Regions from separate parts of the Homo sapiens genome. Here region 2 is linked to region 1. The links are chromatin loops, found by intact Hi-C in ENCODE. Cell type or tissue: dorsolateral prefrontal cortex. All regions are shown on one strand. Links, peaks and the distances in the headings refer to the core of each region. The heading gives the core; the rest is flanking DNA. Region 1 overlaps AMBRA1 (autophagy and beclin 1 regulator 1). Region 2 overlaps AMBRA1 (autophagy and beclin 1 regulator 1).

What was found. Hi-C counts contacts between places; a loop is a spot of excess contacts. Peaks named below come from ENCODE experiments on the same cell type or tissue, not always from the same donor. Only the 100,000 strongest peaks of a DNase experiment are listed, where the experiment ranks them.
Region 2: it touches region 1 in a loop (2.5-fold over the local background); 4 of 110 quality-filtered maps call a loop at or near these places.

Annotation. Positions count from the first base shown.
Region 1 is chr11:46,408,803-46,411,708 of GRCh38, forward strand. It overlaps AMBRA1 (autophagy and beclin 1 regulator 1), which reads right to left. Exons shown (of 18, transcript NM_001387011.1): 16 at 1,474-1,566. Among named protein-coding and RNA genes, the nearest start is that of CHRM4, 18 kb to the left of the region's middle. In dorsolateral prefrontal cortex, for the core only: no CTCF peak of the experiment used is centred there; a DNase peak (open chromatin) is centred at 1,469; H3K27ac peaks cover 350 bases.
Region 2 is chr11:46,480,915-46,483,820 of GRCh38, forward strand. The region is part of intron 11 of AMBRA1 (autophagy and beclin 1 regulator 1); the gene reads right to left. Among named protein-coding and RNA genes, the nearest start is that of MIR3160-1, 30 kb to the left of the region's middle. In dorsolateral prefrontal cortex, for the core only: no CTCF peak of the experiment used is centred there; no DNase peak of the experiment used is centred there.

The DNA.
Region 1 (2,906 bases), core at 314-2,813:
GCCAGGCCCTGCAGGCTAAGAGAAGCCCTGTGCTCCTGCAACTACATCTTGATGGTGGTTAACTTGTCTGTGTCCATTCTCCCCCAAGGTTAGTCTATACCCTAGAACAATGAAAGGCCACAGAAACATCCAATCTTGCAACCCTGGCTCACTCAGTCATGCCCTTCAACAACAGGCCCCTGTCGGGGAGTGGGGAGGAGCTGTAGAGATGGCTGATCTGAAAAGACTAATGAAATTCAGGAGGCCAGTAGCTGAGATCATGGGATAAAGAGTGAGCACTAGAAGAAGGTCCTTTCTCTCTTTAGCTTTACCTTCCTTCCAACTGTATGCTCATAAGATTCCACTTTGAATTCTTGAATTTGCAAGTGAACTGAGAACTCCACTTTGGAAGGAAAGAACTGGAACTCTTTTTTTTTTTTTGGTGAGACAGTCTCGCCCTGTCACCCAGGCTGTAGTGGCGCAATCTCAGCTCACTGCAACCTCTGCCTCCAGGATTCAAGCGATTCTCCTGCCTCAGCCTCCCGAGTAGCTGGGATTACAGGCATACACCACCATGCTCGGCTAATTTTTGTATTTTTAGTAGAGAGGGGTTTCACCATGTTGGCCAGGATGGTCTCCATCTCCTGACCTCGTGATCCGCCCGCCTCAGCCTCCCAAAGTGCTGGGATTACAGGCATGAGCCACCGCGCCCATCCAGGACTGGAACTCTTATGAGGCTGTTCTGGGATCCTCTTTCCAGGGCCTTCTGAAAACAGACCCTTGCAGGTAGGGAGCACAGGCTGTCCTACAAGGAAGGTTCTGGCCAATGCTAGCATCCCCCTTCCTTGGGCATCTCCCAGGCACTGCCTTGGAATAGCTGGAGCTGGCAGCAGAGGCAGCCCAGGCCTTTTGAGACTATCACCAGACACTCACATTTCTAGCTGCTTCTGGGACTATTCCTCCAGCTATGCTCAGCAATTCCTAGGGGAAGTAGCAATTGCTTTGGGTTTATCAACAACCCAGCGCTTTGTTCCAGTCTTCATTAGTGAATTAAGTGATGAAAGGATCAGTACCAGATTTCTACTAATGGGTGCCTCAAGAGGATTTGTCCCTGGGCTACAGCCCTGGGCAGCTTGGTCCCTGAGGTCCTGGTCATCTGGAAGAGCCTGGGCCATGGAGCAGACTTCATGGGGCGGCATCCTTCTCCAGGCCCTATCTTCTCTCCTCACCCCAAGTGTGCCCAGGCACCATGGCCAGGATGGGAGAGGGCCAGGGGGTGGTTCTACAGCAAGACTCTGAGAGCAGAGCTTTTGTTCTCTTTCTTAGCCACACAACACTTTTCTCAAATGAAACTGTACACAAAAGATCAAGGAGGTGCTGCTCTGGTTGAGGAGGGACCCAGAGCCCTAGAGGGCGCTGCTTAAGAGCCCATCAAAAGCAGGAGGAAGGGATGGGCCTCCAGCCAGCTGCTCCCTGCCTACTTCCCAAACATACCCAGGCCGCTCGCTGCTCCTGCTGTTGGAATGGACAGTGAAGACCGTCTCGTTCAGCTGGTCCCAGTAGTACTCAACACCAGAGTTTAAGGCCCTAAAAATCAGTTGGGAAGGGTAAAGAAGAAGGTGAAAGGCATTAGAGAGGGAAGGATAAGAGCTCCTGAAACTCCTGGCTTTGTGGACTGTGGCTGCCCATCCTTTCTCTCTCCTGGGGCTGAGCTGAAACCAAGACCAGAGCTGCTGCCTCATCAGGATGCTCAGTGCTGGATCAATTCAGACAAATCTCTAATAGCCTAAATGCCTGGAATGGTGGGTTTAGCTTCTCCCTTCCCCCTGACAAGCCTAACCGGCTCCTCCTCGGAGCTAAGAGACAGCTAAAAAAATAGCAACAACAGATACAGGCAGTGGGTCCTGAGTATTCTTCAGACACAGAGAAAGGAACTAAGATGGCAAATGTGAGGCTGGAGTGAGGCCCACTGGAGAGATACAGAGCCATGGACAGCCCTGCCCAATGGGCATGCCTAGTCTTGAAAAGCAGAGGCCTTGGCCAGGCGCCAGTGGCTCACGCCTGTAATCCCAGCACTTTGGGAGGCCGAGGCGGGCAGATCACAAGGTCACAAGATCAAGACCATCCTGGCCAACATTGTGAAACCCTGTCTCTACTAAAAATACAAAAATTAGCTGGCCGTGGTGGCACATGCCTGTAGTCCCAGCTACTCAGGAGACTGAGGCAGGAGAATCACTTGAACCAGGAGACAGAGGTTGCAGTGAGCTGAGATCGCGCCACTGTACTCCAGCCTGGGTGACAGTGCAAGACTCTGTCTCAAAAAAAAAAAAAAAGAAAAAAAAAAAAAAGAAAAGCAGAGGCCTCAGAAAACAAAGACAGTGCAGGCTCTCGCCCCTGGGGCGGCCTGAGCGGAGGAAGACAAACTTCACCAAAAGTCAGCTATTTAACCTAGAGGCCTAGGTCACCCTCCTTTAACAACAGAAGTTACCTCCATAAAGAGCAAACATCCCCAAGTGAGTGTATTATAGGATGCTGGGAGGTGCTTCCTTCCTAAACATGGGTGTTGGCTAGGACAGAGACCAGGCAGGGCCTGGAAGACGAGGGACTGTGTCCCAGGAGGTCCCAGGAGGTCCCAGGAGGCTGTGCTGCCTCAGGTAAAAGGCAACAAAACCAGGCACTGAGCCTCCAAATCTGCCTTTTTTTCTGAGATGGAGTCTCACTCTGATGCCCAGGCTGGAGTGCAGTGGCATGATCTCAGCTCATTGCAACCTCTGCCTCCTGGGTTCAAGCAATTCTCCTGCCTCAGCCTCCTGAGCAGCTGAGATTGCAGATGTGTGCCACCACGCCCGGCTAATTTTTGTATTTTTAGTAGAGATGGGGTTTCACCATGTTGGCCAGGCTGGTCTCGAACTCCTGACCTCAAGTGA
Region 2 (2,906 bases), core at 94-2,593, 72 kb after region 1:
GGGATCTCTAACCCTTCACTAGCCAAATAAATTTTCTCAACTAGGCTCCCCCTCAAATTTGCTGATACTTAAAGGTCTGGAAAACTTCAGTAGAAGGAAAATGCCAATAGCAACTTAATGTCCTCTTGGCTCTTTTGGCTGACTTCCCTGTGCCTGGGTCTTGACTATTAATTGAATGCTGTTCAGATTCCATCTCAAAAACAAATGAGGATGGAGACCAGAGGCCTGCCGTCCCCAGACTGATAAGAGCAGCACGGTGCAATTACACCCAAACAGCTCTGTTTTGGAATGTAATCACCGCCCCAGCCTTCTTCCCAAAGGGATGGCAACAGTGTAATTACCACTACACAATTCATTGTTTGGGAATATAATTCTTCTACAGGGCCCTCTTTCTAGGGGAAAGGATCTGCGACAAGGATATAAGAGCATAGTAGCCCCCTCCCCAGTAGCAGTCTTCTGAGCTGAACACACTATTTTTGTTTTTGTTTTTGTGATGGAGTTTTGCTCTTGTTGAGCTCAGCACACTGCAAACTCTGCCTCCCGGGTTCAAGTGATTCTCCTGCCTCAGCCTCCTGAGTAGCTGGGATTACAGGCATGCGTCACCATGCCTGGCTAATTTTATATTTTTAGCAGAGATAGGGTTTCTCCATGTTGGTCAGGCTGGTCTCGAACTCCCGACTTCAGGTGATCGGCCTGCCTCGGCCTCCCAAAGTGCTGGGATTACAGGCATGATCTACCGCGCCCGGCCTATTTTTGTTCTCTGAAGGTAAAGCCTGAGATTAGATTTTAGCCTGTTTTTCTACCAACAAAGAATCAGATCACACCCCATGGTGGTTCTGTTGGAAAAGAGCAGGACTGCCTGAGGTCCAACTCCCACTCTGTCAAGTACTAGCTGTGGTTTTGGGTAAAATACTTCATCTCTTTTAGCCTCAGTTTCCTCATCTGTAAAAATGACAGTGTATCATAGCAATGCTGCTGGTGATTAATATGTGAGAAGTGCTTGGAACAGTACTTGGTATAGAACAAATGTTCTTAGGGGTTTTGTTTACCAAATTTGAAATATCATATTCCAAAGTCCTCACGTTTTGCAAGTTTTGGTTACTACATCCTTGTAGTATAATTCGAAGTCAGGTAATGTGATGTGATGTTTCCAGCTTTGTGTTTTGTTTTGTTGTTGTTGTTTTTGCTTAGGATTGCTTTGGCTATTCAGGCTCTTTTCTGGCTCCCTATGAATTTTAGGATTGTTTTTCTCTATAATACTACTTCATGGCCAAATCTAAGCTTGAGTTACTAAATTCTGTCTTTTCACTACCCCTCTGCAGTTCAGCATGATGGGCAATGTTTTGGATAATTGTAAATGCTGTTATAGAACTGTCACAATCTCAGAGCTATTTGTCTGGGTGAAACTTCACTCTAATGAGCAGGAGTGACTGCGGATATTTCCATGTCATTCCTTTATGTTACCAGTCCAACGGAAACCGTAAAAGACTGTTGTGAACACTTGCTGTTGGGAGTCAGCAAATATTACAAAAAGCAGCCACTGGCACTAACTATATCAATATGGTAGATTCTGGAGACAACTCACCTTTCTAGCCAGCTTCATTTGTGAAAATAAATGTCCCTCACATGTTTACTGTGCACCCCACTTCACAGGAACAAGGAGAAACCCTTGTTCCCAATGGGGACTTCTACCCTTTACCTCCTGTCTAGCTTTCCCTTGTTCCTTTGTACCCTGGACCAGTTAACTTCCCTGCATTAGGAAGGAATCTTTTTGGCTTCTACTTTACCAGCTATGAGCCACAAGAGTAAAAACCAGCCAGGCGTAGTGGCTCACGCCTGTAATCCCAGCACTTTGGGGTGCCGAGGCAGGCAGATCATAAGGTCAGGAGTTTGAAACCAGCCTGGCCAACACAGTGAAACCCCATCTCTACTAAAAATACAAAAATTAGCCAGGCGTGGTGGCATGCGCCTGTAGTTCCAGCTACTCAGGACGCTGAGGCAGGAGAATCATTTGAACCTGGGAGGCGGAGGTTGCAGTGAGCCGAGACCATGCCATTGCACTCCAGCCTGGGTGAAAGAGTGAGACTCTGTCTCAAAAAAAAAAAGAAAAAAAAAAAAGAGTAAAAACCATGAATCTGCTTACCAGGCATCCCTAAAGAATGTAGCCCCACAGCTCAAGACAGTAGAAGTGATGCTGGGCTCCTTCTTCATGGCACAAAGCTGCAGTGAACTGGGCCTATGATAAACCCAGGGACTCCCCTCAATAGCCCTATAACATGAGAGACTATCTTCACAGGGTGAGTATGTGGTTACAAGATGACTCTCTGGCTCTGGGGTGACACTCAACAGCTACCCAAAAGAAATACCCAAGGGAGTCTTAACACTCCCAAAGGGCCCCAGTCACCTATTTGCAGGAGTTTCTTTCCCCATCATGGCTCATACAAAGATATCCATGCTTGCTCTTCAACCTGAGTGGCATGAGGACCCAGGGGAAGAGCTGGCCTTTGTTGATCAGCAAGTTTTAAAGAAAGGAAATTAACAACCACAGGTTGGCTCCACTTTGGTAGAAAAGGTAAGAGGTGATGTCTGCCAGCTCCCATGGCATTTCCAGCCAGGTTGGAATAAACGAGGCTGCTTGGAGATAGGAAAAGGAAACGAGAAAGAAAAGCTGATGTGAGCCCAGGGTTTTAAAAAGGAGGAGGCTGGCAGGCATGGTGGCTCATGCCTGTAATCGCAGCACTTTGGGAGACCAAGGTGGGTGGATCACCTGAAGTCAGGAGTTGAAGACCAGCCTGACCAATATGGTGAAACCCCATCTCTACTACAAATACAAAAATTAGCTGGGCGTGGTGGTGTACGCCTATAGTCCCAGCTTCGGGAGGCTGAGACAGGAGAATTGCTTGAAT